Regions from separate parts of the Mus musculus genome. Here region 2 is linked to region 1. A link is a loop called in an ENCODE intact Hi-C map of the cell type or tissue named here. Cell type or tissue: gastrocnemius. All regions are shown on one strand. Links, peaks and the distances in the headings refer to the core of each region. The heading gives the core; the rest is flanking DNA.

Evidence for each region. Hi-C counts contacts between places; a loop is a spot of excess contacts. Peaks named below come from ENCODE experiments on the same cell type or tissue, not always from the same donor. Only the 100,000 strongest peaks of a DNase experiment are listed, where the experiment ranks them.
Region 2: a loop joins it to region 1, with 5 times the contacts of the local background. A loop is called at or near these places in 17 of 42 quality-filtered maps.

What each region holds. Positions count from the first base shown.
Region 1 is chrX:48,523,738-48,539,412 of GRCm38, reverse strand. It overlaps Rab33a (RAB33A, member RAS oncogene family), which reads right to left. Exons shown (of 2, transcript NM_011228.2): 2 at 9,173-9,764. The coding sequence ends at 9,309. Among named protein-coding and RNA genes, the nearest start is that of Rab33a, 12 kb to the right of the region's middle. In gastrocnemius, for the core only: a CTCF peak has its summit at 6,998 (motif pointing right); a DNase peak (open chromatin) is centred at 6,979.
Region 2 is chrX:48,417,265-48,432,939 of GRCm38, reverse strand. Elf4 (E74-like factor 4 (ets domain transcription factor)) reads left to right here. Exons shown (of 9, transcript NM_001381876.1): 2 at 8,586-8,862; 3 at 12,065-12,236; 4 at 12,572-12,664; 5 at 13,741-13,932; 6 at 14,702-14,785; 7 at 14,877-15,069. The coding sequence starts at 8,791. Among named protein-coding and RNA genes, the nearest start is that of Elf4, 29 kb to the left of the region's middle. In gastrocnemius, for the core only: a CTCF peak has its summit at 9,791 (motif pointing left); a DNase peak (open chromatin) is centred at 9,791; H3K27ac peaks cover 509 bases.

The DNA of each region.
Region 1 (15,675 bases), core at 5,881-8,380:
TAATCCCAGCATTTTGGAGGCAGGGGCAGGCAAGTTCCAGGGTAGCCAAGGCTGTTAAACGGAGGAACTCTGCCTTGAAAATGACAAAGTATAAAATTACCAAACAAGTGACAGAAATAAAAACATTGAACCAATCAGCCAATAACAGATATTTCTCGAAAGAAGTGGAGAGCCGGTTCAGCAGTAGCGGTGCTCTCTACTGACCTCCGTGGGTACTACATGCCTGTGATGCACAGACATGGAAAAGCAACCATACACATAAAATGAAAACCAAAGAGCATACATGGGCTGCTTCGAGCCTCCGACCCACTTCCTCCCAGCCCATATGTAGCAGAAGACTGCCTTGTCTGGCCTCGGTGGGAGAGGATTCGCCTAATTCTATAGCACAATGATACTCCAGGGAAGGGGGGTAGCCGAGGGGGTGGGAGGGGGAGCACTCTCTCAGAGGCAAAGGGAAGCAGGTGAAGAACTTTAAAGTCTTAATTTTAAAGAAATAATACAGCTGTTAGGATTGCCCGTTGAGAAAAGGTTGTGCCACCAAGCCTAATAACTTGAATTTGATCCTTGGAACTCTTAGGATGGGAAAAGGGATCTAACCGCTACACATGTGCCCTGGCGTGCATACACACCATAAATAATGTATCTTTTCCTTAAAAGATATACCAATGGCTGATAAATACAGAAAAATATACTCAACACCCTTAACAATCGGGAAAAGGCAAAGTTAAACTACATTGGCATCCTGTCTTGCTACAGTCTATAAATGGCCATCATCATAAGGTTGTGAGGGAAGAACACTTTCAGACCACTGGAAGGAACGTAAACTCATGAAGCCAAAATGGAAATCTCAGTGAGGTTCCCCAAAACCTAAAGAAGTGCTGTACAACTCATCTGTCCCTCTTCTGCTAGCTGCCTGAAGGACTGAGTGAGCATACGACAGAAGTCCTTGCGTGTCTATATTTGTTGCCGGTCTATTCACAATAGTCTGGGTATGAAATACCTAGATCCTTGTTAACAGGTGAATGGGGAAATGAATGAGTAAAGAAAAGGTGGTGCATATAATCTGGAGTTTTTGTCAGCCATAAAGATCATTGTGCCATCTGCAGGGAAATAGATGTGAGTGGAGCTCATTATGTTAAGTCAGACTCAGAAATTTTTCACATTTACTTTCATATATGGAAAGTGGTGTGTGTGTGTGAACATGTGTGAAGGAAGAGGACTGTGGAAGAGAGAACAAGATATGATGATATGTAACCTAGAATAAAACATTGTTTTGATGCATCTGGGTATTTTGCCTGAATACACACACACACACACACACACATGTTTTATATATATATATATCATACACACTCCATGTGTATTCAGGTGCCCTTGAAGTGTCAGCCTCAGCACCACTAGAACTGGAGTCAGAGGTATTGTAAATTATACACTGTGAGTGCTAGGAACTGAACCTGGTTCCTAGGCAAAACAATCAAGTGCTCTTAACCACGGAGCCTGCTCTTCAGCCAGTCATTGTCTTCTTTTATAAAGAGTTTGGGTTTACTTTTCCTTAAATTGTGAGGAACTTATTCTTTTTCCTTCTTTCTTTCTTTCTTTCTTTCTTTCTTTCTTTCTTTCTTTCTTTCTTTCTTTCTTTCTTTCTTTCTTTCTTTCTTTCTTTCTTTCTTTCTTTCTTTCTTTCCCCAAGACAGGATTTCTCTGTGCAGCCCTGGCTGTACTGGAACTCACTCTGTAGACCAGGTTGTCCTTGAACTCAGAAATCCACCTGCCTCTGCCTTCCAAGTGCTGGGATTAGAGGCGTGTGCCACCACTGCCTGGTGAGGAACTTATTCTTTTTTTTTTTTTAAGATTTATTTATTATTTATTATATGTAAGTACACTGTAGCTGTCTTCAGACACTCCAGAAGAGGGCATCATATCTCGTTACAGATGGTTGTGAGCCACCATGTGACCCGTCCAGCAGGTCCAGTTATTCGAGGGTCTTGAGGGGACCTTCTCCTAAGAACCAAATGGGGGGTAGAGAGAGACGAAGGTCTTGTGCGAATAACAACACGGAAACGTTCTGAATTGCATCAAGACCCCACTGTATTGAGAAAGGCCCAAGGCAAAAGGGGAAGTGCCTTTCAGCAGGAAGGATGAGGCAGTAGAATTGCACAAGCAAAAGGGGAAGTACAGTTACTTATCAGCGGGAGGGGTGGGGCAATAGAATTGCACATTCTTTAGGCAGTTACACGGGGAAGCAAGAACTTGGCGGTATCAGGGTGTGGTCAGGACATCGGTGATGATTTAGGGCTGGAATATTCTGTGGTTGTTCTCGGAATCGGTGTGTCGGTGGCCCGCTTTTGACCCCCTTTTCTTCTCTGGGGAGAGGCCCAATTCAGAGATCAGGACAATAGTGTTGTCTTAATAGCTCCCAACAACCATGTGGTTACTGGGATTTGAACTCCGGACCTTTGGGAGAGCAGTTGGGTGCTCTTACCCACTGAGCCATCTCACCAACCCCGAGGAACTTATTCTTAACAACACCTCATATACCTATTTTTACCCCATAGACATTAGTTCTCTGGAACTCAGTGTCTTCAGTAGCCTTGCTCTTAGTGGCTTTTTATTTAACCAGTGGGAAGTTTTCTTCCTGGACAAACTTAAGGGGGTTTCTTATGTTTCTCTCCTACTGTTTTTATTCATTAATAGTGAATATATCTGTCATATATACATATGTAGCCATATGTATATATATAAAACATGTATGTCATGTATGGTGGTGTGTTTAGAGAACAGCTTTGTAATAATGGTACTATGTGTTAAGTACTGTCACTACTACTACTAATCCTTAGGAGTGACACTGGAAAATACACATCAATGAAATCTAGCAGATCATAAACACTGTGGATATTCATAGCTTTTAGTTAGTTAGTTAGTTAGTTAGTTAGTTAGTTAGTTTTCGAGACAGGGTTTCTCTGTATAGCCCTGGCTGTCCTGGAACTCACTCTGTAGACCAGGTTGGCCTTGAACTCAGAAATCTGTCTGCCTCTGCCTCCCAAGTGCTGGGATTAGAGGCGTGCACCGCCACTGCCCGGCCGTAGCTTTTATTTATCATCTCAGGTCTTGCAATACCATGCTGCTGAGTGGAGGACATAGTTTTGCTTGTGGGTTTGTGTGGGTTTGCTTGCTTGTTTGTTCGTTTTGGGATGGCATGGAATGAGACAAACTTTTACTATGTAGCCCTAGATGGCCTTCAATTTACTATGTACAACAGACTGTCCTTGAATACCCAGAAATATAAATATATATAGAGAGAGAATCCTGTCTCATTTAGAAGAAAACCTCTTACATTTAGAAGAAAAGATTTTTTGTAGAGCTTGGCATTGACCCCAAGGCCTTACATATGCTAAGCATACACTATCAGTTACTTACAACCCTAGTCTTTTTTTTTAGCAGAGGTTTGGCCTCAAACTTTTGCTGTAGTTGTTGTTTTCTTGTTTGGGTTTGTTGTTGGTGATAGTGGTGGTTGGTGGTAGTTTGTTTGTTGATACAGGGTTTCTCTTTGTAGCCTGGCTGTCCTGGAACTCAGTCTGTAAACCAGAGTGGCCTTGAACTCACAGAGATCCACCTGCCTCTGCTTCCAGAGTGCTAGGATTTCAAGGTGTGTGCCACCACTGCCTGGCTTGGCAAAGTCTTCATCCTGCAGCCTCAACCACGCAAGTGTTGGGATTATAGGCACGTGACACAATGCCTGGGGATCCATTAACAGAAGGATTTTGCCTGAGCTGGTGAACACTTGTAATCTCAGCACGATGGGGGCAGAGGCAGGATAATTTGAGGCTACTCTGTGCTATATTTCGAATCCCTACTCCAAAATTTTTTATTAGTTATTACCAGGAATTCACTTTCAGAAATCTTGGCTATTTACTCAATGTTTTTTTAAAAATGATTTATTTATTATTATATGTAAGTATACTGTAGCTGTCACTGTAGCTGTCTTCAGACACACCAGAAGAGGGCATCAGATCTCATTGCAGGTGGTTGTGAGGCACCATGTGGTTGCTGGGATTTGAACTCAGGACCTTCAGAGAAACAGTCAGTGTTCTCTGAGCCATTTCTCCAGACCCCTTCTCAATGCTTTTAATTTTTGAAAATATGTTATATCAATCGTAAAAATGTCCTTGTTTTGAAATAATTAAAAAGTATGTCCGGGGTTGTTCTTTACCCATGATCTCCATTTCCTTCTGTTCCATAGTTTTCCATCATAATCTATCTGATTCGATGAACTATAGCATAGTCTAGTGGGAAGGGGCTTTTATTTAATTTTATTACATTTATTTAGTCATTTATTATGAGTTTATGTGTATGAGTGTGCACATGCACATAAGTTCATGAAAGAGACTTTAGGAAGTCTCTTCTCCTACCATGTGAGTTCTTCGAATCAAACTCAAGCTTGGCAATGGGCACCTTTGTTGGCTGAGCCATCTCACCAGCCCTGGAATGAGATATTACTATTAAGCAAGCCTTCAGAGCCTCTGACCATAATTGTCAGTAAATGAGTAGGCTATTTAAACAGTTGCCTCTCTATTGATTGGATCAAAATGCCCTAGAGACAATATGAAATATTTTTATTAACTAAGTTATTTATTCACTTTACATCCGGGATGCAGGTTTCCCTTCATCCTCTCCTCCCAGCCCCGCCCTCTCACCTCACCTCCCTCCCTGGAAATAGTTTGCAAAATTGATTCAGGGTCAGGTAGTGGTGGTGGCACAGGTCTTTAATCCCAGCACTGGGGAGGAAGAGGCAGGCAGATCTCTAGGAATGTGCGGCCAGCCTGGTGTATAGAACATAGCAAGCTCCAGGTCAGCCAAGGCTACATTAGAGACACCTCTCAAGTGTAACAGCACACAACAATATGTGGAAAATACAATATACAAATATCTATCCAAAAATTACATTTCACTTAAGTTATCTTCCTTGAATCTTCCAGAATTCCTGAACAAAAGATTTCCAACCCTATTTTATAGATGAAGACACCAGGTTAACATCTTTCTGGAAGTAATGTTATCAGGAAGTACTGACATTTGAATGATAAGTCATTTTCCTTGCCTTGTTTTAGTAAAATTAGATCATTTTCTTCCTACTACTAAAGGTTTTTGGAGGTTGGGGGGCAGAGAGGTTGGGTTTTTTGGTTTTGATTGATTTTTTTTGTGTGTGTGTGGTGGTGCTGGAAATGGAACTCAGGTCTTCATGCATACCAGGCAAGTGTGCGACCGCTACCGCTACCGCTGAGCTACTCCCCAAATGAAGGGGTAGTGCATGCCTGCCATCCCAGTGTTCAAGAGACTGAGGCCGAGGAATTGAGAGTCTCAGCCTAAGCTGTCACATATTGAGCTCCTGGAAATCCTGAGCTACAGAGCGACTCACTGATTCAAAAAGGAAATAGCAATTGTCTAAAGCTGTCATTAATTCAGTGGGAAACATAAAGGCAGCAAACGAGAGTTAATCCTAACCAAGTGCCATGGCTAAATAAACCAGACTGGTCAACTGATTACTTCAAGGCAAAAGGACATGTAACTTCGGGCAGGACCATTTGGCCTGCATTTTCGACATACAGCAAGTCATAATGGTTCTTTCAGGAGAGATGGCCCGCACATACCAAAGCTGGGAAAGGGCCTTGGTCACAAAAGACTGGTCATTAAGGCTACAGTAACCTTGAATAAACAAACTCTTTGATGTAACCCTTATCTTCCAATACATTGCCACCACTTATCTCTGTAAGGACCTTAGAATTTCCGACCCTGGTCTGGAGAGATGGCTCAGAGGTACTTACATATAATAATAAATAAATCTTTAAAAAAAGAATTTCTGACCCTAGCCCAGATCACAAACTATCATGTTATTACTTTACAAATCTATTGTCCTTGACCTAAAAAGTATGAGTGCATCATGCTTTGCTCATTTCTTCAGAATCCAGTGCTGTGAAAATTTCTGTGTATATGTAAAATAAATTGAAAAAAAATCAATGATCTTGACAAGATCTTGACAAGAACTGATCTTGTCAATCCATTCTTGTATGAATTGGGGTCATTGATCTTGCCAAGGAACCCACATACAAACTAAGAAGAATAGAGCTAACCTCTTTGTCGAATAGTCTGACTCCATTCAGTGAGGTCCCTGGAAGGATATGCAGGACAATATCGGAGGTAGCTCCCCTTTATTTGGTTTTCTGTTTTTATTTTTATTTTTGTTTTATTTTATTTTTTTGTTTTATTTTTGGTTTTTCAGGACAAGTTTTTTCTGTGTAGCCCTGGCTGTCTCAGAACTCACTCTGTTGGCTGTTTGCCTCTGCCTCTGCCTTTATCTCCTGAATGCTGGGATCAAAGGTCTGTGCCACCACTGCCTGGCACCACTTTATTTGAAGTATCTTGATTTCCATGAGGGGTTGGTGGGTAGGCTCAAGGCAGCCAGGTTTCTTACCCATAAGTCTACCTAAAGCCTCTTCTAGACATCTAAGATGAAATACTTACTGGGGAAGAAATAAGTACAAACCAAAGGATGAAAGCCACTCATAAAATTCATTTCTTGTTCTGGTTCAGCCGCATCATAGCCCGTGGAAAGGCTGAGTTCCAGAGTGAGACACTAATTCAAAGGCAATCAATATGCCCCCAAAGCAACAGGACGAGTTACTTTTCCTGGCTTCAGCGTCTGCCCACTGCACAGGTGAAATGGGCTCGTTTCTCCCTGTTTGTCCACGCTGCTGCTGTGCCGTGATTCTTAGCAGAGCAGATTCACAGGCTTCCCTGGGGAGAGTGAAGCCCGAGCGATTTGACAGGGAGTAATCCCAGGACACCTCAGGCCATTTCCTTTTGTAAGGATATCCTAGCTTCTGCTGTTTGAGTGCCTGAGTTGGGACTAGGATTTCTTCTTGCTGCTTTGTGCAAACATTCAGGAACTTAGAGAACCACTTTGCTGCATTCACTAACTTCACCAGCAGGGGGCGTGGGATAGCCATGCAATCCTCCCCCTAGAGCCAATTTTGTCTCTTGCATCTAGAGTGGCTCTCAGTGTGGAAGTGTTTATACTCAGGATTAGTCTTCCCAAGTCTCTTGAAGTTAAGAGGCTCTTACCTACTAGTTTCAGGCAAACAGCCCAAGGACAATGAGCGTGACCAAAATAGTTTCATTTTTCTTGCTCAAGGCCTGAAAGGATCCACTTCACCCAGTTGAGTTCCCTGGAAACTCGAAGTGTCCCCTATTGTTCACACAGATGGCTTTCATGTTGTGGCTCTAGAAAGATAGCTTTTGCCTTTAGAGCTTGCCAGACAGCTTAGAGAAAGCGACACACAGAGAGGCATGGGGGCACCACAGGATCATCTGTGAACACTTTAAGAATTCAAATCCCTGAGCCCCACTTTAGAGCTTCTAGATAGACTGGGTTGGAATTCTGTACTGTAACTAATTGAGGTTAGCTTGAACCAGCATTTGAGAACCACTAATTCAAGAGACTCGCCAATGAGCTATTTCATCGATCCTAACAGCCCTGCACTGCCCTTAGGGACATAGGTAGCTAAAGGACTTGGATTAACCCAGGGGGGTTCGTTGTGTGAATCATTCTGAGTTCCTTGAGAAACTGGCCTTCCCCAAAGGAGCAAATACCCTACTTTTACTTAACATGCAAATAAATGGGCTGGAGAGATGGCTCAGTGGGTAAAGGTGCTTGCTCCCAAGTCTGATGATGTGACTTTCAATTCGTGGTGGCAGGAGACAATCAACTCCTGCAGGCCATCCTGTGACTTCCACACATATTCTGGCATGCTTTGTCACTCCCCACACATAAATAAATAAATAAATAAATAAATAAATAAATAAATAAATAAATAAAATGAAAACAAGTTAAATACAGTTTTTTTTCTAGCACCAGTCACTGGTGTTGAGTGTACAGTGTTCTGTATTCTTACAACATAACCCTATACTCACTGTTGTCTGATTCTTTTTTTTTTTTTTTTTTTTTTTTTTTGACACAAGGTTCCTAGGCTGCCCTGGAACTTGCTCTGTAAAGTAGGCTGGCCTTGAAGTCACAGAATTCTGCCTGCTTCTGCCTCCTGAGTGCTGGAATTAAAGGTGTACTCATCACTGCCCAGCTTAATTCTATTATTTCTTAAAGATTTATTTTATGTGTGTGAATGTTTTGTATGTACGTGCACCACATGTCAGAGGAGATCAGAACTGGGCATGCATTCCTTGAAAATGGACTCACAGACAGTTGTAAGCCATGATGTAGATGCTGGGAATTGAACCTGAGTCCTCAGCAAGAACAGCAAGGGCTTTTCATCACTGTACCATCTCACCAGCCCCCGTTGTTGAAGTCTTGTTTGTAAGTAGTTGCATTATTCTGTAACTGGGTCACGGGGCCTTTGGACAGGATGTGTCTTCCTGTAACACATATTCCATGGCATTCTTTGCATAACATGTATTATTATTAGACCAACAGGGGATAAACATCAACTTCTCATGATGAAATTGGTGGGGGGGCTGGTGAGATGGCTCAGTGGGTAAGAGCACCCGACTGCTCTTCCGAAAGTCCGAAGTTCAAATCCCAGCAACCACATGGTGGCTTACAACCATCCGTAATGAGATCTGACTCCCTCTTCTGGAGTATCTGAGGATAGCTACAGTGTACTTACATGTAATAAATAAATAAATCTTTAAAAAAAAAAAAGAAATTGGTGGGGAATGGGATTTTTGTGAAAGAACTGGGAATGTGAAGCTGCTTCTTTTTATACTTTAGAAAAGGAAGCAAGACATCCAAGCCACACACCTCGGAAAAACGGGAAATGTTAAATCCACATCTCATCTCACAACTTCAGGGTGATGCACGCCTTTAATCCTAGCACTTGGGGGGGCAGAGGCAGGAGGATCTCTGAGTTGGAGGCCAGCCTGGTCTATAGAGTGAGTTCCAGGACAGCCAGGACTAGGCTGAGAAATCCTGTCTGGGGGGGGGGAGAGACAACAAACAAACAAACATGCAAACAGACAAACAAAAGACATTTGACTGTCAAAACCCTCCTCTGTGGGTGGGGATGTAGCTCAGTGATGTAGCTTTTTATTATCAAGATGCGAGGCCCTGGCTTCTAGTGTCAGCACTCCAAAAAAAAGTCTCCTGGAAGAAAGCAAGACACAAAGCCACGTGATAATCTATACAAATTTTATTTTGATATTAGTTTGTATGGAAACAAGCAGGTGTAGGTATTATGCAGGCACAGAAAAAAGGGAAAGGAAAAACTCCAGTGGTAATTCTCGAATATTGACACCATTTGGCTTCAACAAGGACAGGAGGCTTTACCGTTAGCCTCTTGTGAGAACTCCAGTTTCTGCACCTTGCCTTGCTGCCTCTCGGCATCACGGTACAAGAGGGATTTCTGGGCCTTAAGTCGGCAAGCCAGGCACATGAAGATCGACTCCACATTCTGGCTTTCTTTGGGGTCCTTGGCTGATGTCTCAAACAAGAGCATGTTATGAGCGTCAGCAAATTTCAGGGCTAAGTTGGAGGGTACCTGGATCTGTTCCCTCAAGTCACACTTGTTACCCACAAGCACCTTGGGGACGAGTGGGGGCACAGCATGCCCGTTGCATTCCTGGATCCACATTTTTAAGTTGGTGAAGGAGGTCATCTTGGTGACGTCATAGACAAAGACCACGGCATGCACGTTGCGGTAGTAATGCTCAACCATGCTTTTACGGAAGCGTTCTTGGCCTGCCGTGTCCCACACCTGAACCTGCAACAAAAGCCCATATGTAAAATCAGAAAAGGAAACAAGAGAAAAAGCATCGTCGGAGCTGGCCAGTGGTGGCACATCCTAGCAGCGGAGAGGCAGAGATGGATGAATCTCTGGGAGTTCAAGGCCAGCCTGGTCTACTGAGTTCCAGAACAGCCAGGGCTCTCACACAGAGGAAACCTTGTCTCAAAAACAAACAAACAAAAAAACTCAAACAAATGCATATTCTTTAAAACATTAGAAAAGGTGGTTACAAGGCCTGATATAGCAAGTACTTCTCGATATCTTAGCAATATAGACCCCAGAGTGTAGTTTTATAGTTTGCTAAGTGTTTTTTTTTCTTTCTGGATGAAAATACTGAGTGAAAAGTTTAAGGGTTGTAGTATAAAAATAGTACACAAGAGCTGGAGAGATGACTCGGTAGTTAATAGCACTTGTTGAAGAGGTTCCCAAGTTTGATTCCCAGCACCCATAAGGTAACTAATTCATAACTGCCTGTACCTACAGTCCCAAGGGATTGGATGCCCTCTTCTGACCTTGGCTAGCCCGGGGCATGCACATAGTGCACTTCACATATATGCAAGCAAAACATTCATACACATAAAACAATCCTTTAAAAATCATTTAAAAATATACCCATGTGGGTCAAATTTCCTGGAGGGCAATATGATAATTTTATCAATAATCTTTAAAACGTCCACGACTCTTAAGACTTATAATCCTGCTTTCAGGAATCTATACAAAAGGCATTGAAAAGATGCTCTCAAATTTTGTGAAAATATCTTCATCACGGCGTTACTGCTCCTGAAGGAAACAATGTTCACTGGGAGAGGAATAGCATACGGGCGTGTGTGCACACACACACACACACACACACACACACACACACACACACACAGAGGAATGCTTGCCCCAGTTCACACCTGCAACTACAGCAATTCCTGTAATCCGTAAGAGCTAGGCAAAAAGATTGCTGAGAGTTCAAGACCAGCCTGGGCTACATGACAAAACCCTGTCTTAAAAGACCAGAGAGACAAAGTGAGAAAGAGAAAACAGATAAAAGAACATTTCAGGGCTGGTGTACTCAAATTTTAACCAATCCCAAATCTGTTTCATATGACATAGTCTCAATTTTCAAAAACATATAACATAAATATATTTGTAGAAAAGTCTAGAATTATATATATCAGAATGGTAATAGCTATTCGAATACAGGAAATATTTGTTTTCTTTGCTGCTATTGTTTTGAGACAGGGCCTTAATGTGTATATAGTTCAAACTGGCTTCCAACTTGCTATATAGTTCAAGTTAGTCCCGAACTAGTGATCCTACTACCCGACCTTTCTGAATTATAGGCATGCAACCTCTTACCTAACTTTTGCATTACAAGAAACACTGAGTCCAGCTAGCTTAAGCTACAAAGCAAGTTGGAGGCCAGCCTGGGCTGTATGAGAGCCTGTTTTCCTCCCATCAGAAAAGCAAAATTAGTGTTTAAATCCTCACCATTGAGCCTTATTTATTTGTTTATTTATTTATTTATTTATATGAAATCTCATTATGTAGTCTAGGCTGACTTCCAATTCATGATCTTCCTGTCTCAGCCAACCTGGGGCTGGAATTATATGTTCGAGCCACCATACTTGTTTTTCAATTTATTTTTAAATTCACTTCTTTGTTATGTAAAAGATAATTAAATCTGATCTATTTTTTTCTGCTTCTTAGCTTTTGGGATAAAGGCCAAGTTATGAAGAGAAAAATCTGGTATCAGTCAGCACATACACAGACATAATTCCCAGGGGGATGACTCTGGGAGTCAACATATATTCAAGTCCAATTTTATTTTCTGTAATGTATGCAAGGTCTGGGACAACAGACATTCATGCTCAAAATGATGATCTCAAGACCCTATAAAATTCTCAGTTAAGAAACAAAATTCTTGAGCCGGGCATGGTGGCACACGCCTTTAATCCCAGCACTCGGGAGGCAGAGGCAGGCGGATTTCTGAGTTCGAGGCCAGCCTGGTCTACAAAGTGAGTTCCAGGACAGCCAGGGCTACACAGAGAAACCCTGTCTTGAAAAAACAAAAACAAACAGACAGACAAACAAATAAAAAAAAGAGAAAGAAACAAAATCTTTCTTTTTATGGCCACTAATTTGACTACTGTAATTTTCAAGTGAAGCATATAGTCTTTATTTGGAATTAGCAGTCAGTGAGTATAATCTTTGGAATATAACCGAAGCTCTTTGCTGACTGAAGATCTTATAAGGCCATCATCCTGGACATCGGTTTTCATTGTCCAGGCTCTCTTTCACCCTCCAAGATCTTCTAGTGAAGCGTTTGTTTTTACATCTTCTATTTGAATTTTTCTTTGACAGAAGCTCACATATAGCCTGGCTTGGCCTCAGTCCTTCTGTCTCAGCCTGCTAAGTATTAGGGTGCTGCAATTTCTTACCATCTTCAGCTTCCATTTGGATTTTCATGCACCCTGGGTCAGGCTCTCATCTCCCTACTCGTGAACTCTAGTAGTCATTGGTTTTTGGATGTCTCCAATCTCATTCATTCTTGAAGATTCAGCTTGTGCCTCCACTATCATTGTCAATTTGGGGGGTGGGGCAGGGGAAAAGGACATTTTTTGAGACAGGATTTCTCTGTGTAGCCTTGGCTGTCCTGGAACACGCTCTGTAAACGAGGCTGGCCTTGAACTCAGAGATCAACCTGCCTCTTTCTCCGAAGTGCTGGGATTAAAGGCATGCGCCACCATGATGTCTGGTTCAAACATTTTTTTTAATATTTAAAGACTTTATTTATGTATTTATGTATGCATGCATGTATTTATATCTAATGTGTATGAATGTGTACACCACATGCATTGCAGTGCCTGCAGAGGTCAGAAAAAGAATGGCAGATTCCCTGAAGTGGAGTTACAGATGGTTATCAGCCACCATGTGAGTGATGGGAATGAAACCCCAGACCACTTGAAGAGAAGCCAGAGCTCTCGACTCTTGAGTCATCTCTCCAGCCCCCCCCCCCCCCCCCCCGCAAATCTTGTGTAACTTCTGCAATTCTCTTTCCTTAGGAACTGCACTTTGGGTCTAATCATACCATTTAGAATACATCTGTGTGCTCTGTGTCCACGAGTCCTGCTGTTCCCTTGCTGACTAAACTTGGCAGCATTTTTCAGCCTTAGATTGTACATCACTGAGGTGGTGGTGATCAAAAGCCTGAGCACTAGAACTCCCAGCAACTGGACGGCTCAGGGATCTGCCAGAGCCATTTCAGAGAAAGCATCTGACTTTGGTTACATGCGAAACCAAAAATTCTCAAAGACTTATTTGTTTCTGTAAGAAGAGACAGAAAAAAAATATATATATATATTATTCCTTCTATCTCTCTGGTGCTTGGAACAGGAAGAAAGCGAGGCAGATGGGGAGAGGGATGGAGGTCAGGGAGAAGAAAAGAGGCCTAGTCCAAGAATACCATTTCCACTTGGCTCCTGATCGCCAGTTCCCACCCCCAGTCTCTAGTCGTCTTCACTCTTGCCTCTGAGTGAAGCTGAATTCCTAACGGCCCTCAGGCATGTGGCAGATGCTTTAACACCATGAGCTCAGGATTCTAAAAATACCTGCAGGAACACGGGTGGGAATGTGCGAGGTGTTTGAAGCTGAGTAAGGTTGGCTGTTCGACTTTTCCTTGGCGTCCTAATTGTGTCCACCACTCAAGTTGCCAGAACTGTAGGGAGAGCCCCTCTGCTGGAGACCTCCTCTGCCTTTCCAAAGCTACAAAGAAAGCCTTGAAGTTTTCGTGCAGAGGCTTGGTAATTCGGGGGTAGTTACTTCTCCCTCCCCACTCTATAGAAACCACATCCAAAGTTTTGACCCACCCCCACCCCCGTCATGATGAGACTGAAGCCTGGAAGCAGGCTACAGCCAGCAGAAAACAGAACTAGGCAGTAGGGCTTCAGTGCCTTTGAAAGGGAAATACATTAGGCAGGCTCACTGGACAGATGGAATGGGCTCTCTGTGTCAGGGGATGCAGGTTTCCCTGTCCTCAACATCCTCACATGCCTTTCATCCTTGCTAGGAAGTGAAAGTAGATGCTCCCTCTCCTCCTTCCTCCTTTCCCAGTGGACATGGCAGAGGCCTGCCCCTTAGCTACTCTCATCACTCTCAGATCCTCATCATTCTCAGAGGGCCAGTAGGGTACTGTGCAATCAAACCAACTGCAATGCAAATCTCTGTCCAAATCCCGTGCTAGTGGTGGGTCCTTTGTTCAGCATCCCCATCTGGAAAATGAAGAGAGTAAGAGCAATTGTGTAGGTATGCTTTGGTGGCATTCCTTGGCTATGTATGACACTATGACACTGCCCAGGACAGATACCAGAACCCCCAGATGTCTAAATCACGGAAGCTCAAAGCTCAAAGGCTTCTATAAAATGGTGTGCTGTTTACATATTCCCCCCCCTCTCTCTCAGTTTTTCGGACACAAGGTTTCTCTGCGTAGCCCTGGCTGTCCTGGAACTCACTTTGTACACCAGGCTGGCCTCGAACTCACTTTGTAGACCAGGCTGGCCTCGAACTCAGAAATCCACCTGCCTCTTCCTCCCATGTGCTGGGATTAAAGGCATGCGCCACCACTGCCCAGCACATAATCTCTTAAAATATTTGATACAACGTATTGCTTATGGAATAAGAAAAATCTGTATGCCAGGTAGTGGTAGCACATGCCTTTAAGACCAGCACTTGGGAGGCACAAGCACTTTCCTAACAGAGCTAGACCCTCAGTCCCTGCTTTTATTTCTAAATGTTTTATTCTCAGTTAGTTGGGATGAGAAGGCCAACTGTATACAGTCTTTCTTCCTTTCAGGCCTGACACTGAATGAATCTACACAACACTACCCTGAATCTACATGGACAACCAGCTGAGTGCAGCTGGAAAGACAGCATTCTGACTTCTAGTTAGTAGAGGGGTAAATGAATAGTCTTTTCTTAGTTGGACCTCACTCTCCTCATCTCTATAGTGGGAACATGAGCTTCTCTGCTTGCTAGGACAATCCAATGACATGATATATGAGAAACAGCGTTTGTAAAATGGGACGTGCTCAATGGATATTAGTTGCTACCATTGTGTCAGAAAGAACAGCAACTTTTAGTACTGTGCCTTGGATCTACTGGTTCTCATTCGGGCACACTTGGCTCTAGAAGCTGAAACAGGGCAAGGGCAACCAGTGGGGTGTGACAGGGAGAAAGATGTATCAACTTTTCATGAGTGGCTTGGGATAAGCCCAGATTAATGAGGGATAGATGGAAGGTTTGGGGTGGGGGGCACAGTGTGGAGAGCTGCCACAGAGAAACCGCACCTTTTTACCATTTTCTGAGAGTTATATCCGCCTGGTAAGCTTCAGCAAGCTCTCCATCCCCTATACAATCTCTTAGCTGACCTAAGTATTTTTTTTCCTTAAGGGACATAGCTGGCATCATTCTATAAATGGACCATGGGTATCCTTTTGTTGGAAGCCAATGGCAGAAGGCATATGTGCAAAAAAAGAGAAGCATTTACAACCTTTGGTGGATGGAGAAAGTTTAAAAAATTTTTTTTCAATTAACTGGACTGTCCCATATGTATCTAAGATACACAGGTATACTAACCTGACACACATGACAATAAAAAGGACAGAGACAAAGATAGACAGGGGGGGAGGGAAAGGGGGAAGAGAAAGGGTGGGAGGAAGAGGGAGAGGAAGGGAGGAGAAGAAAACAAGGAACACACAGTGACGGATAATTAATCATTAGGGTGACAGAAGATAGAGGCTTAGGAGCCCCCACAGCTATGGTGTCATTCTGACTGCAGGCAGCTTGTAAGCAACACTGAGCTCAGCCTCTTTGCACTTAGTAACATAAAACAGGAAGGTGT
Region 2 (15,675 bases), core at 8,794-11,293, 110 kb after region 1:
ATCGAAGGTTTCTGTAAAGGATCAGATAGCAAGTATGTCAGGCTTTGGGGCTTATATGAATGAGCACTAATAACCTATAAGCATGTGTTCCAATACAGCTCCGTCGATAGGCACGGAAACTTGAATTTCAGAACATTTGCATGTGTCGTAAACTTCCATCCTTGTGGCCCTTCTTTGATAAGTTCTTCAAGCCCTACTGAGAGCCAAGAAGTAAAGCTCTAGGCTGTCAAGAGCAGAGGCTGCTAGGTGGGAGGAAGATGATGAGGACAACCCTTGAAGGATGTGAGGGAACTAAAGTCACAAAAGTCGAGAGCGGGCATGGCTGGCCTAAGGGACAGTGTGAACAACGGTGTGGCAGTGGGGAGTCACTGTAAAGGTTAACCGTGCTCCGCACATGTGTGGCTTCATTGTTATTTGCCAGCCACTGTTGCTCTTTTTTTTTTTTTAAACTTTTGAGACAGGGTCTCACTGTGTAGCCCTGGCTGGCTTGGAACGCCCTATGTAAACCAGGCTGCCTTTAAACACACAGATATCTGCCTTGCCTTGGCCTCCCCCAGTGCCGGGGTTCAAGACCACCACTGTTCTCACTGGAGGAAAGGGTTAGCTTTGTTGAGGATGCAGCGAGACCATGAGAAGAGGAGGAGGGTTACTGCAGAGAGAACTTGAGTAACTCAACTCTCACTCTCCTGGCCCCCCCCCCAAACTCTCGGGTAAGAGAGACGGGAGGGACCTTTTAGGTTCTTTTGAACTTTCTGCTTTCTGGAGATGTTTCAGTAGTGCCAGGAGGGAGAGAGGGAGAAAAGGCAAACCCCAGGGTAGGTGTTCTCCATGATTCCTGAAGCCAAAGCTGTCTGTGGTCTCCCCAGGCCCCGACGGATTGCTTCTTACCCCAGCCTTTGTGGCATCATCCCTTCTGAGTAGGGATTCCGGTGCACTGTGCCTCTGCTTGGATTCCTGCACTTTGTTTTGGATGGTCAGTAGAGGAAGGGGTCATCTGGGAAGGATACTCCCTACAGCCCCTCTTACTCATGGTGGGGGCAGAGCTGAGCCAGGAGCCTCTGTATCAGTTTCTAGGACACACACTGCCAGGGGCCTCGACAAAGAACACTGACCCCTCAATAAAAAGTTATCTGACTTAATATCCTGTTGTGCGGAGTCACAGATTGCCCCAGCTTCGAAAAAATCCACTAATGAATTTAATTAGTCTTTGGCCCATGCTTCTCTTCTTCTCTTCCTTCCTCCCCCCTACAATGGAAGCCAGCAGGACTTTCTAGGGACTGGGCCCGGTGTGCTAAGTCACCATCCACTCAGTGTGTGTGACTCCCTGCCACTTGGTCCTCTGCACCAGGTCAGGAGACTCTGATGCCCACTGAGCACCTGCGTAGGCTCCTGCCCTGTGCCCTAACTAGACAAGATAGAATCTCAGAGGTGACATGAAACCCTCTCGCCCATAAGTGGAAGCCGAGGCAGGAGGATGGTCAGTTTGCAGCCAGGACTCCAAAGCAAAAATCTCAAAACTCAAACAGAAAGACAGAAGCTTCAAAAATGCCCATCTGCATCTTTTCTCCCATTAACTTTGGTATTTTTTTTTTTCCAAAACAGTCCCTGTTTCAAAGGGTCCAGGCTGAATTCTTGTCCAGCCTCATTTCTTGCCTTGATCACTCCATATCTTTGAACATTGTTGTTATTGTTACTACTACTGTGTGTCTGAGTTTGTCCAGCCATGCACGCAGAGTACAACTTTTGGAACTCAGTTTTCTCCTTGCATTCGTGAGTTGCATGGACGGGACACAGACTTTTGTGGCAAAAGCTTTTATCACCCTGAGCCATCTCCCTGGTCTCATGTCTTTTAACATTGTCTCAGGGTCTCTGTATGGCCCCCTCAATCTGTCCCTCTTTTTCCATGAGGTGGTTCTGGCATCCCTCTCCTGGGTTCAGTTGCCCAACCTGGTCATCTTCCATCTCCCCACTTCGGGGACTGTTTTGTAACCAGACCAAATGACTCTTCTCAAGGAACTGCTTTTCCTTGCCCTGGGGATCAGCAGGATGTCCTAGGCGCTCTCCACAGCAGTTCAGATCCTACTGTCTGGATCTAGATCTTGTCGACTTCCCTAACTTCCAACCAATACCCCCCTCCTCTTCTCCCAGGTCAAACTACTTACCTTACTTTTTTATTTATTTATTTTTCCAGTCAGGGTTTCTTTGTGTAGCCTTGGCTGTCCTGGAACTCTTTGTAGATCAGGCTGGCCTCGAATTCACAGAGATCTGCCTGCCTCTCTCTGCCTTCAGAGTGCTGAGATTAAAGGCATGTACCACTATGGCCTGGCTCAACCATACATTTTCTTTATTATTTTTTATCTGGGGGGTCAACAAGATCTTGCTGATGTTTCTGAACATCTCGACACAGATCTTCCTTCCTGCCTCCGCTTCCCAAGTAGCAGGGACCACAGGTAGGTATGTCACTGTGCCTGGCTTTTCCATGAATTTAGTAGTTAATGGCCTTGGCTCCCATGGCTTTCCTTTCCTTTCCTTTCTCTCCATCTAGGTGAAACATTCTGAATACTTAACAAGCAGAATGGCCAAGCCCCACAAATAATAAATCAGACCAGGAAATTGGAAAATACATTTAGAGCCAGGTATTGTGCCCATGCCTGTGATCCTAATACTGGGGAAGCTGAAGCAGGAGGATGGATTTGAATATGAGGCCAACCTGGACTACACAGTGATACCTCATATCCAAAATTCAAATGAAAGGGAGAGGGGAAAAGAGAAAGGCATAGCAGGGAGCCTTTGCCTATAGTAACTCATTTAGCCCTTGGCAGCAGCCCCTAGGACTGGTCACATAGGCCCATTTTGTACAGGATAGTGACTTGCCTAAGTTCCAAGGCAGATCTAGGTCTTCTTCCTGAAAGGTCCACACTCGGGGTCTGCAGGGACCTCTGTTGGCCATTCTAGGCTGTAGGGTCTGTAGGGATCTCCACTGCGCAAACCTTCGAGGTTGTGATAGGTAACAGGACCATGTTCTGGAGGTCAGAAGTTACCAGGACCTAGCCTTGCTCCCTCCCTGCGTCTGTTTTCTCTTCCGGGCCTCTTTTTCCCTTAGGCACTAGGGAAGAGGATGTGGTAGCCCCAGGCCCCTCTAGAGGGTGCTCAGTGAGCTTTCTCAGCGTGACTGAGGAAATCGGTTCCTTTTGTCAGCCCCCCCTCCCTCTACCCCTCCCCTTCCTCTCCTATATTAGGACTTCTCTGGTGCTTTTCTTGCTACATAACCACAACCCAAAGGGCTGGGCGGAGTGACACAGGCGGAGGACAGAACACTCCACCCCACAGGGACCCCAACCCAGGAGAGGACTTCCTTCTCAGCTCCCACAATCCTGGGGTCAGGGAGCCCACCCCCCACCCCCACCCCCCCTTGCCCTGTGAGAGGTCACCTGACGCTTATGCTCTGTGTGAGTGCTGTCTAGTTTTTATACTTAATGCCTCCCTGGGTTGTCTTGGTTTTGTTTTTTTAATTTGGTTCTCCATCATTTTTTTTTGATTGATTTGTTTGTTGTTTGTCTTTTTGAGGAAGCCTTAACTTTGAACTTCTGATTTTTCTATCTCAGCCTACCATGTTCAGGGAGAAAATGAGTCATCACATCTGTTTTTTTATTCAGCATTGGGGATTATAGCCCCAGCCTTTTTTTTTTTTTTTTTTTTTTTTTTAGCCCTGGCCCTGGTGTAGACCTGGCTGGCTTGGAGATTCACCTTGCATGCTAGGCAAACACTGTACCAACTGAGCTACATCCCTAGCTCTTGGGGGTTTTTGATTGTTTGTTTGTTTGTTTTGTTTTGTTTTGGAGACAGGGTTTCTCTGTATAGCCCTGGCTGTCCTGGAACTCACTTTGTAGACCAGGCTGGCCTCGAACTCAGAAATCCGCCTGCCTCTGCCTCCCAAGTGCTGGGATTAAAGGCGTGCACCACCACTAAGACAAGATCTTGTTACGTAACCGAGGCTGGCTTTGTACTGGGGATCCTGAAGATACAACCTCTTAAGTATGGCGATTAAAGGCAAGCCCCACAACACTTGGTTTAGGAACCTAGAGTTTTGGTTGTTTTTTTTTTTTGCAAATAAGCATAGAGAAACCCCAGCCTTGCAAAACCTCGCCCCCCTTCCTGATTTCATCGCCAGTGGAGGGGGCAGGGGACAGAGGAGGAGGAGCTGATGACAGAGCTGTGGCTGGAGTCACTTTACTGGGTACTTGCTCAAGAAGGAGGATTTGGTTGGCTGATTGGAGTTGAGCCTTAAACTGGGACAAGGCTCTGGGTTTGAGTTCTGCTGATGGCTTAGGTCTGCTCTGTCTAGGACTGCGAATTCCATCCTGATGCCTAAATACAGGCTACTGGTCACGTGGTACAGCAGGCGCAACTCCACACTCTTAGCCAGAGGAAAGACTTTTTTTTTTTTTTTTTTGCATAGAGGGGACAGCTGTTCTGTTCCTGGGGCAGCTTCCATTTTGTCTCTGGCTGTTGGGGGAGGGGTGGTGCAGGAGTGGGAAATGACATGAAGGAAATTGTCATTTCCTTTCCAAAGAATTCCAGAAAGGTTTCATGAGAGAACGAGGTATTTCAGGAGTGACAGTCGCCTCTTGAGAGGACAGGGAACTAGAGAATTGCACCGGGTGGCCCAGCTGACTATCTGGCCCCCATGTTTGGCATGTGCAAAGAATGCCTTGGGTGTTACCAGCAATTCGGCGAGCCATTGACTGAGCTGATCAAGCCTAGATTTAAACCCACTTGGTAGAGATTGTGGACGTGGCTCTCCCATTAAAGCTGCCTCCTCTGGTAGGGGAGGGCTGTATGGGTGGGTGCTGGATGCTGCTTGGTGTGTCCCAGTAACAGTCCCAGGAAGGAAGGGTCTGTACCCCTGAGCTGGGGAGCCTAGTTGTGGTTATGCAGAATCAGTCCAAACTACCTCGCTGTTGCCTTGGCTTGGAAAGTGTACTCAGAACCTCAGAGGCCCAGGGTGTGTGTTGACAGGCAGCCCGGCCTTTTTGCTCCGTCTAGTGGTGCACACTCCTGCAATGTGTATCTGCTTTTCGGTGTATCAACCAGGCATCACTTCCCCATCCCAGAGAGACTTGGGAATAGACTTTGCCTGGAGGCACGTGTGTCCTCTGACCTCCTCTCTCTAGCAAGGCAGTGTGCAGGGGGACAAAAGGCCACTGAAGCTGTGGCCTAGCCAAAGGGCTTTGAGAGGAGCCTGGAGACAAGAACCTTCCATGTGTTTCTTGCCTGCCTCCTATAGGGTGTGCCTTCTGTGGTGGTGGTGTCTTTGGTTTCAAGTTCCTGGGAGAGGGGGGTTATTTTGAGGGCCTGGAGGAGAGTAAGTGAACATGCAAATGAGCCTTTCTCCACCTCTCACTTTCAAATCCTCAAACTTTTGAAGGGGGAGGGGAAATTTCTGGACTGAAAAGTTCCAAGAGGTAGGTTTCTTAAACCTTACCAAGAGAGTAGGGCAGCCACATCCCCACCTCTCCATCCCTTTGCTTTAGCTTCAGACAGAACCAGATCTCTGGAGATAGTTTTCGAAGATCTCCCAGCTAGAAGGAGCTTAGACACATATAATATACGGGCACATATAAGAACATTACTGGAATTACTCCTTTCTGCCTTCGACCATGATGGCCAAAGGTTCAGTGCATTTCAACACACAGATCCGGGGGGACCTTTCTTACCTCCTAGTTCCTTAGCAGAGTGGACCTAGGGAAGGGGATCACTCACCTGAGGACCCATAAGTCTCATACCTGTGTTGGAGTTGTCTTTTTTCCCCTGGGGAGCACACAGTCAAAGAGCCTTGCTAACCAGCAGAACCCTGACCTGCTCAGCCCCCCCACCCCCACCCCCGCCCATTGTCTCCTAAGCACTTGAACCAAGGCAGCTCAGTCTGCTTGCCCTAAAGGAGCGGGAGGAGGAACCTATGATTGAGCTCCGTAAGCTGGCCAGACCAGGGTAGCCCTTTGACACACAGAGGCTCTCACGAACATGTCCCCACACTTGGCACACATACACACACCCTGAATATGTATATATACCTGTGGTCTGTTTGTACACTCACAGCAGACAGATAGTGCACCTGTGTAACTAGCAATGCAAAGAATAATATCAATGTAGCCTCTGAGCTTGCACATCTCTCCTCACACGCAGTCAAGGTACATGTAGCTCTATACTGCTCAAAAAAAAAAAAAAAAAAACACAGATGCCCATAGACCAGTATTGGTCATTCACTCATTTGTTCCTTCTTTCTTTTTTCCTGTTTTAAATTTATTTTGTTTAGTTTGGTTTTATGTGTGTGGGGGGGGGGGAGGAGTGTGTTCATGTGGGTGCATGTGACGCTAGTGCGCATGCCTGGATATCATGCCTATGGAGACCCAGAGGTCAGCCTGTCAGGAATTGTCCACCCTGGTGTTCGTTTGAGAGTGGGTCTTTTGTTACCCTGAAGCCCACAGTCTAGGCCAGCTAACTAGCAGATCCCACCGATCTGCCCAACACACTGCCCCAGCTCTGGGATTCTAAGTATGCTTCATTGTGCCTGGCTTTTAAAAACAAAACAAAACAAAAACCCATGTTTTCTAGGCACTGAACTCAAGTGCTCACGTTTTCATAGAAAGTACTTTAAAGACTGAGCTGTCTCCCCAAACCTGGATTTTATAGCCCAGGCTAACCTCGACACCACAGTGATCTGTCCATCACAACTCTCAAATACTGGCATTGCAGGCTTGAATCACCATGCCGATTGCTGCTCCCCCCCCCCTTTTTGCATTTATTTCATAAACCAAACACAAGGCAAGGTGTCGATGTCTTATCAATGATCCACAGTTATCCCTACGGTCAAGGAAGCCAGTGTCTGACTTGGGAGGTCAGGACAATGCATAGAGGTTTCCTAAGCAAATAGTACCAGCAGAACTTTTGAAAATGAAACACTGGCTTAGGAAGAGAAAGCAAGAAGACAAAGATACCTTGAACGGAAGGGCCCCAGTGAATGACCTGGGGCAGGAGCAGATGCAGACTCTTGGACCTGGTGGGTTTAGATGAAAGTGATCACCTTTCATATGACTACTATGAGAATGTTCCCCAAGGGCAGACACCCTGGCTGGTGGGAGAGCAGGAACTATGGAATGCTTGCCTTAAGGGCACTTAGGCTAGGGGAGCCAGATGCAAGTGGTCCTGCAAGATTTTGCAGGCCATGAGGGATAAGGTCACATGCAGGGTTGGGTGAGGCAAGATGAAAGGATGGAGCCAGAATAAGGCTGTTAGCCCTACTGCTCCTCACTCCCCAGCCCCTGTAGTTCCACAAGTGATAGACCTAACCGCGTTCTCTCTTCCATCTAAAGGGAAATTCAACTCTGGTGGATAAAACAGCCTAGCAACTTCTCCAGGCTGTTTGATGGAGTAGGTGGAAAGGTGTGGGGGTGGAGACTGGGCGGGGCTAACCCTGTGGGCTAACGGAAAGGAAGTGGGAGAGGCTTGGGTGTCTCCTCCAGTGGAGGAGAGCGGTCATCAGAGAGGTCACTTGTGGCACCCTTCTTTTACCCCTCTTTAAGTCTCACCCGGAGTTCCTCGTTTATTTCCCAGCCAGGATAAGAGTTTGCCATCCTGGCACTACAGATGGAATGTCAAGGCGTTTCGATGTGTGCTCTAGTGGGTAGCCTGGGTTCTAGCCTGTCTCTGGTGGTTGAGTCAGCCTGCTTGTCGTTATTGCACACATTGAAAACACATCACGAGTTCAGGAACCTGAAGGGCAAAAGACCAGGTACCTGGACAGGTGCAAAGGCCAGTAGGGTCCAGGTGGAAAGAGCAGAGAAGTCGGTCAGAAGGAGTCTGGAAACCAGAGCTTTGGGAGTTGGCCCCAGGTGATCTTGCTAGAAGCAGCCTGGGGCTCTGGTAATTGAGGAGTAGATCCCGGGGAAACTACAGGCAGCTGCAGTGCCTGGCTAGCTTGGGAGGCACTGGGGAAAGACTCGTGTGGGTTTCAGCAGACAGAGACTTCCTGGAATATGGGGGATGAGCCAGCCATAGAAGATGAGGAAGGTTCTGCTGGCCCCTCCCCCAGCCAGGGCTCTCCTCACAAGTTCCCAGGGTGATAGCTCAGTCCTGAAACTGAAAGCAAAGCTCAGCCGAGAACACAAACCCACAGGCAGCACAGTGCAGAGGCCACCCTGTGGTGGGCAATGGGGGTAGGGTTGCTAACAAGCATGCAAGGCATGTGACCTACCAGCCCAGACACCCCTCCCCGCAACCCCAAGTGAGACATTTCTTCCTCTGTAGACTGTTCCTTGAGTCAGCTGGTCCTCACTTCTAAGGTAAACTGAGCCCATGAACACCCTGTGTCCCCTCTAAGCCACACGTACATGAGTCTTTCTCAAGCCAGGATAGTTAGTTACAGATTTTTCCTCCTAGTGCCCCGCGTCAGGCCTGGTCCCTTCCTACTCTGTCTCTGCTGGAAGTCTGTCTAGGCACAGCAGAGCCTCTTGGCTTCACTAGCTGATTAGGGCACGGAGCTCAGGGAAATTGGCTTACTGTTTCCATCTCTCCCTTCTCTGTAGGTTGCTCTTGTGGTTGGCATAGCCCAGCATGCAATCTTGAGCCTGGCATAGTCCACACCCACTCCAACTCTGGTTATCCTCCCCAGAGGCTCAGAGAAGGCACTAGATTGATCCTAACATACCTGAATAACTTCTGTTCGACAACAAACCACCGCAGCTCCAGGGAGCCGGGGGAGTCTCATTGTCAGCTCTGGCAGAAGCCAGTATGGCTATTGCTCTGCAGCCCAGTGATCTGGTCTTCGAGTTTGCAAGCAACGGGATGGATGATATCCACCAGGTATATGGTCTCTGGGAGTAAAACAGTCAGTCAGTATGGGCAATTAGGGAGACATAGCCGTGAACAGCCAGCCTGTGAGTCCAAGGGGTGGGGGAACTTGACAGATAACTAGTCAGCAAATACCCATCAGGCACCAGCTACTCCCTAGGAGTCACTGGATGGTCACTCAGGGAGCTGGTTGGCTACATGCCATTATAATACATGTAGTCACTAGGCTAGCCAAGCAGTTATTAAGCAAACCAGCTGGGCTGTGAGTCAACTGGCAAATGGAACTACACAGACAGTTGCATACAACTGAACATCATGTAGGATGTCTGCTACTTCCCTTTAGCCCCAGTGTCACAGTGAGCAAACTGCTGGGACAACTCCATAGCAAAGAGGGCACTGCCAGCTGCATTTAAAGCACAGCATTGGAGTCTTAGCATCTTCACACTCAGGGCTCCAAACCAGTCGATGGGCTCGCTCATAAATGTCTTCTCGGCCTAAGGATTCAGGACATGCCAGGAATGGGGTCTTTGGGCAGGAGGATGTTGGAAACTACGGTAGGATCAGATCTTGGTACCCTGGTCATGTTTGCTTTATCACTTGTGTTGCACTGAAGCCAGGAGGATGCCTTTTCTGTGCTGGTAAGTGTTCCACAGCTTCCACTCTGCTCCTTCAGAAAGAAAGGAGAAAGATGAGGCAGGCAAGTGTGGAAGTACGGAAGGGAGAGTAGAAATTAAAACTGTTGGGTTTTAATCTCAGTTGAGACAAGATGTCACCTAGCCAAGTCTTTCCCTTAACCTATCTGGCTGCTATCTCCCAAAGCTTGTCCAAGAGAAGATCCAGCTGAATATTTCCAAAACCTTCTCTGAGGAAGTCAGATGCTCTATCTATGGGAGGGTAGAAAACCCTCATACTGGTCCTACCAAAGCCTGCCCTCTAGTGGCCTTTGAGTGCATTGCACTTTCTGGCTTGCTGGTTCTTGGACAAAATAAATCAGCTTGCTTGTCGGTTCCAGGGCATAAAGACTTGTGGAAGGCATCAGATAAGAAGGGAAGAAAGGGTGACCCTTACCTGGATTCTTAGTGCTAATTCACCGTCTTTCGCTTGTTTCCAAGCCTCCAGCAGCTATTCCTATTCTCTATACTCCCCAGCATCTCTGTATGCTCAGCACACAGACTCTCCTCTGATCGAGAGATACTCCAAGCCAAGGCTGCCTGCAATTTCCCTGTCTTCTCCCACTTATCTCTAACATCCCCTGTTCTTATTCCCTTCCCACTGACTTAGGGGAACTCCTACCCTTTCAGAGCATCTGTTTACACCTACCTCCTTCAAGATCTCAAAAAAGTCACCTCTTCTCTCCCACCTTTTCTCCATTTTTCCTTTCTGCTTTCTTCTATCCTTTCTGCCTCCCTCTTTCCCTCTATATTCTCTCTCTCTCTCTCCCTCTCTCTCTCTCCCTTTCTCTCTCTCTCTCTCTCTCTCTCTCACACACACACACACACACACACAGAGAGAGAGAGAGAGAGAGAGAGAGAGAGAGAGAGAGAGAGCTTTCACACCTCTCATATATAACCCCTAAGGTGTCCCTAGCCCTAAAAGTAACCCTTCCCTTCCTTCTGCCTTCCTACTTCAGAATACCAGCTTGTTGGCTTCCCCACAGACCCCATACTTTTTCCATTCTCGGCTGCCTTTTCCTCCTCATAGAAAGCAGTCTTTGCTGTTAAATGTCACAAATATAAAAGAATTCAGAGCCGGGCATGGTGGCACACGCCTTTAATGCCAGCACTAGGGAGGCAGAGGCAGGCAGATTTCTGAGTTCGAGGCCAGCCTGGTCTACAGAGTGAGTACCAGGACAGCCAGGGCTACACAGAGAAACCCTGTCTCGAAAAACAAAAACAAACAAACAATAAAAAAGAATTCATAAATCATAAGCATACATACAGACAGACAAAGGAACGTGAGTGTGCTCTGGTTAAGTAGGAAAGCATGGGACTTAAAAGATGGATCAGCAGTTAAGAGCACTTCTGGCTCTTGTAGAGGACCCAGGTTAAGTTCCTGGCATCCATTTCTGACAGGTCACAACTGTTATAACTCCGGTCCCAAGCAACCCTCTTCTGACGTCTATGGGTACCAGACATACACTTACATTTTGCACATAGATACGTGTAGGCAAAACCCTGACATTTTAAAAAGAAAAAAAAAAACCCAACCATTTGTTTCCCAGAAGCTCCAGGTACCTAATGATAACGTACTCTATGCCAGGCCCTGTTGTGAATGCATCATGCTTACTGATCTGTTTAAACAATCTATGGGGTCCATCATATGAGTAACCTGGTTTCATGACTAAGGAAACTGATACACAGAAAGGTTGGAAAACTTTCCTAGGGTCCTCGTGCTAGGAAATAGCAGATATTAGTTTAAAATCCAAGCAATCTGTCTCTTGGTCAGTGCAATTCAATCACATTTTTTAAAGGTTTATTATTTATTTTATGCATGTGAGTACACCATTGCTCTCTTCAGACACATTAGAAGAAGGCATCAGATCCCATTACAGATGGTTGTGAGACACCATGTGGTTGCTGGGAATTGAACTCAGGACTTCTGGAAGAGCAGCCGGTGCTCTTAACCACTGAGCCATCTCTCCAGGCCCCCTTCAATCACGTTTTATGGAATTCTAGAATGTCCTGTATTTGTCTAGTGCAATGTAGGACCACTAGTCAACATGCAGCTTCAGAGTCCTTGCAAAATGTTTGCCCAGGTTGGGGCTTTAGGTCAGTGGTGGAGTGCGTGTTTAGCATGTACAAGGCCTTGAGTTCCATCTCTAGCACTGTGCATACATAAAGCACATGGCTGACTGCAAGTCCTGCTAAGCTAAGCCATCTATCTCTGTTCATCAAGATCTCACTTAAAGCATCACCTAGGGTGAGAGGCCTGACAAGATGGCCTAGCAATTCAAGGTGCCTGCTGCAAAGCCTAATGACCTGACTTCCATCCCCAGGACCCACATGAGTGAAGAAGAAAACCAACTCTAGCAAGTTGTCCTCTGACCATCCCCACACACATGCGGTGGTATGCCCCACCTCAAAAATGACTAAGATTTAAACAAAAAAATGTGATTTTTAAAAAGTATCACTTAGTGAGGTTGGCCGTGGCATCTGGTAGGGTGGGCTTCTCAGGAGGAGGGGAACCCTGACTCAGATCTCTTTCTTCTCCATAGCTGGAAGACCCTTCAGTGTTCCCAGCCGTGATCGTGGAACAGGTCCCCTATCCTGAATTAGTGCATCTGTGCTCAGGACTGGATCTGGATGAGGTCCACAATGGCATCATAAGGGACAGGACCTTGTGCATGACACAGGATCAGATTTTAGAAGGCAGTATTTTGCTGACAGGTCTGTTCTTTTTTCTGGTCGGGTAAGGTGTATGGTCCGAGAAAGGGCAGCAGCCTTCAGGGAAAAGCAACTCCCCGTGGCTGCTGATAGCCCCACATAACAACCAATGCTTCCCACAAAAGAGGAAGGAATCATCTTAGCCCATCCATAAACTCCTCAGACCGGGTAGCGCCCACAATGGAAACCAGTTTGGGGAGGGGGGTCGGTGGGAGGAGCTCTGATATCTGCCTAGCTGTACCATAGCCCATCTCCCCTGGGGTTGGCCCTTTTATTAACTATTCTGAAGCCTGATGAAGCTCTCCTTTCTCCTCCCACTTCATGGAACTTGGAACCAGATGATGATGTATCCACCTCAAATAACGTGTCATCCACTGAAGTCCTATTCAATGTGGCAACTCCCAGTGATGTCCTGGATGAGAAGCAGATCTGTAAGTTTGAACTTGAATACCTGAATTCAAGGTGATAAAACAGCCCACGTTGCTTCCACATGCTGGGTTCTCAGGCACATGTGCATTTGCTCTCAGTCCTCACATCCCTCAGTGGAAACGTGAAAAGACTCAAACAGAAACATCTCACAGCCCCTGTTGCCTGTTCCTGAAGGCCAGATTCTTTTTTTTTCCATTTTTTATTAGGTATTTAGCTCATTTACATTTCCAATGCTATACCAAAAGTCCCCCCATACCCACCCACCCCCACTCCCCTACCCACCCACTCCCCCTTTTTGGCCCTGGCGTTCCCCTGTACTGGGGCATATAAAGTTTGCCTGTCCAATGGGCCTCTCTTTCCAGTGATGGCTGACTAGGCCATCTGGCCTTCAGGAACTAAACAGGGTCCTGAAGGCCAGATTCTAAGAGGGCATAGATGCCTATTGATCTGCCATGGCTCCAAGTTCCTTAGAAGACCTCCAAGGTAGCTCCCCTTAGTTCCTTCCCTAGAAGGTACTCTACTGCTCAAGACAGTCCCCCAGTCAGTTGCCCTTACCCAAGAGGGTACTATGGCATATTAAAGGAAAAAAAAGTCTCCGAGGCTAAAAGAAATGTCTCCCCTTGCCTCTCACTAATATTCAACAAATATTGACCGAGTGCCAACAATGTCCCACTGTTGCTGTGTGACCATGGCACATGACTTGCCATTTTTCAGTTTCCTTATCAGGAAAGCAGAGGAATTGGGATTAATGATTTCTGGAGTCCTTTTGACTTGTCAGATGCGTGAATGACTAAATCATTCAAGTCCTTTATCCGAATGCAACCTGGCCCTTCCCCACTACCAGCAGTGAGAGATAAATGTAGCCTTTGTGGTTAGGGCTGATCACACCTATAACTAACTCTGCAGATGTGGGACAAGACCCCTGAGGCAGCTTTAGATGTAGTCTGTGTGTGTGGCTTTTGAGAACGGCATCTGCACCCTCCCTGTGTGCTACCCATTTTACTCTGGAGTTACAAGAGAGAGGAGGATGGCTCTCCTTGCCCTCAGCTCTGCCCATCACCGGCCTTTCTTCTTGCAGTCAGCTCACCGGAAGTGCTTTCAGACTCCAACTCTGTTCAGGCCATCAATCTACCCAACTTCCTGCTCTCTACCCCTGAACCTGATGACCTGAAGAAGACAAGTGATGCTGGTGACCAGAAGGAGCATTCTGAGGAGGAGAAGGTCTCCAGAGAGGAAAATCTTAGGAAGATGGGGAAGGCACGGAAGAGAAGTAAGGATGAGGGGGAATATATGTGCATCTTCTGTGTGGGGAGCCTTGGGGGGACTGGGAGGCCCCAAGCCTGAGTGGTTCGAGGCTTGCAGATACATTAAGGTGCTATCTCTTTGGTCCAGCAGGGATGGACAAAAGGTTCCTCTTCTGAACGTCTTGGCTTCCTTAGGTGTTCTTCCCAAAGCCAGCCTTCCTCTCACACTGCTTCTATCTATCCAGAGCATTCATAAACTCCTCTAGCTATGCCAGTATTCCCAGTTGATTGGATTCTAGGGTAGGTGTTGGGACAGCAGGCATAGACTCCTGGCTAGTTCCTGGACTTTGGGGGCCCTCCCTTATAAAAATGAGTCATGCTGTATGCTTATCTAGCTTCTATTGCGTTTATGAACAAGGCCATCTATGCAAGGACTTTGGACTTTCCCAAGCTCCTGTGTTATTGATTTACTTAGGAGATGGCTGCTTGATGCTGCCTTACCAGCATGCCTCCTCATATCTCTGTACCACACTGATCGACTCCACAGCAACACCTTTAGGCTATCTCCCATTTCAAAAGTTAGATCAAGAATGTCTGGCCTAGCTGTTCACCTGAACTTTGGAATCTAAAGGTCTCTCATTTGCAAATCTCTCATCTCCTCATGTGGTAGCCTTGATGTGGTATAGATACTTCTTGGCTGTTGCCGTGGGGAAGGATTAGACTCCCAGCTTACTGATCTGGCTTGCCTAGCTAACTTTGACTTCAGCTTTCTGCTTACCTGCCTTTTCTTCACAGACCGAAAGACCAAGAACAACCGAAGTACCTCACCTGTCACTGACCCTAGCATGCCTATACGGAAGAAATCCAAAGATGGCAAAGGTATAGCTGGCTTTCAGGTGAGGTGGGCAGGGTGCCCCCTTAATTTAATTTCAGAAGCCTAAGCAGCCCTTCACTACCTCTCCCTCTGCAGGCAGCACCATTTATCTGTGGGAGTTCCTCCTGGCTCTTCTGCAAGACAGAAACACCTGCCCCAAGTACATTAAGTGGACGCAGAGAGAGAAGGGCATCTTCAAGTTGGTGGACTCCAAGGCTGTGTCCAAGCTGTGGGGCAAGCAGAAAAACAAACCTGACATGAACTACGAGACCATGGGGCGAGCCCTGAGGTAGGAGTTGCTGGGACACAGAATTTCTTCCCCAAGGGATCACTAAGATCTTCCTGTGCCCAAGGAGGCTCTCCCACTTGAAGGAAGACCTGATTGGTCCCCTCTAGGAAATGGCTCTAACATTTCCCTTTTCTTTCACAAGCCCTCTTTAGCATCTCTTTGTTGAAGGGTAGTTTAGCTCCACAGACACCCAAAACATTTCTACAGAGGGCTTTTGTCACATTTTTGGAAGCCAGAGATGGCGTTGAGTTGTCCCCGAGATGCATCCTTGGGCCTCTACCCTCTGTCCCTGCACGCCCTTTTCTTTTCTTTTCTTTCTTTCTTTCTTTCTTTCTTTCTTTCTTTCTTTCTTTCTTTCTTTCTTTCTTTCTTTCTATTTATGAGCACACTGTAGCTGTTTCCAGACACACCAGAAGAGGGCATCAGATCCCATTACAGAAGGCTGTGAGCCACCATGTGGTTGCTAGGAATTGAACTCTGGACCTCCAGAAGAGCAGTCAGTGCTCTTAACCGCTGAGCCATCTCTCCAGCCTGCTTACACCCCTTTTCACTCTTCACCTACTACTCACTGTCCTTAGTCCCAAAGCAATATGGGATTGACATTGA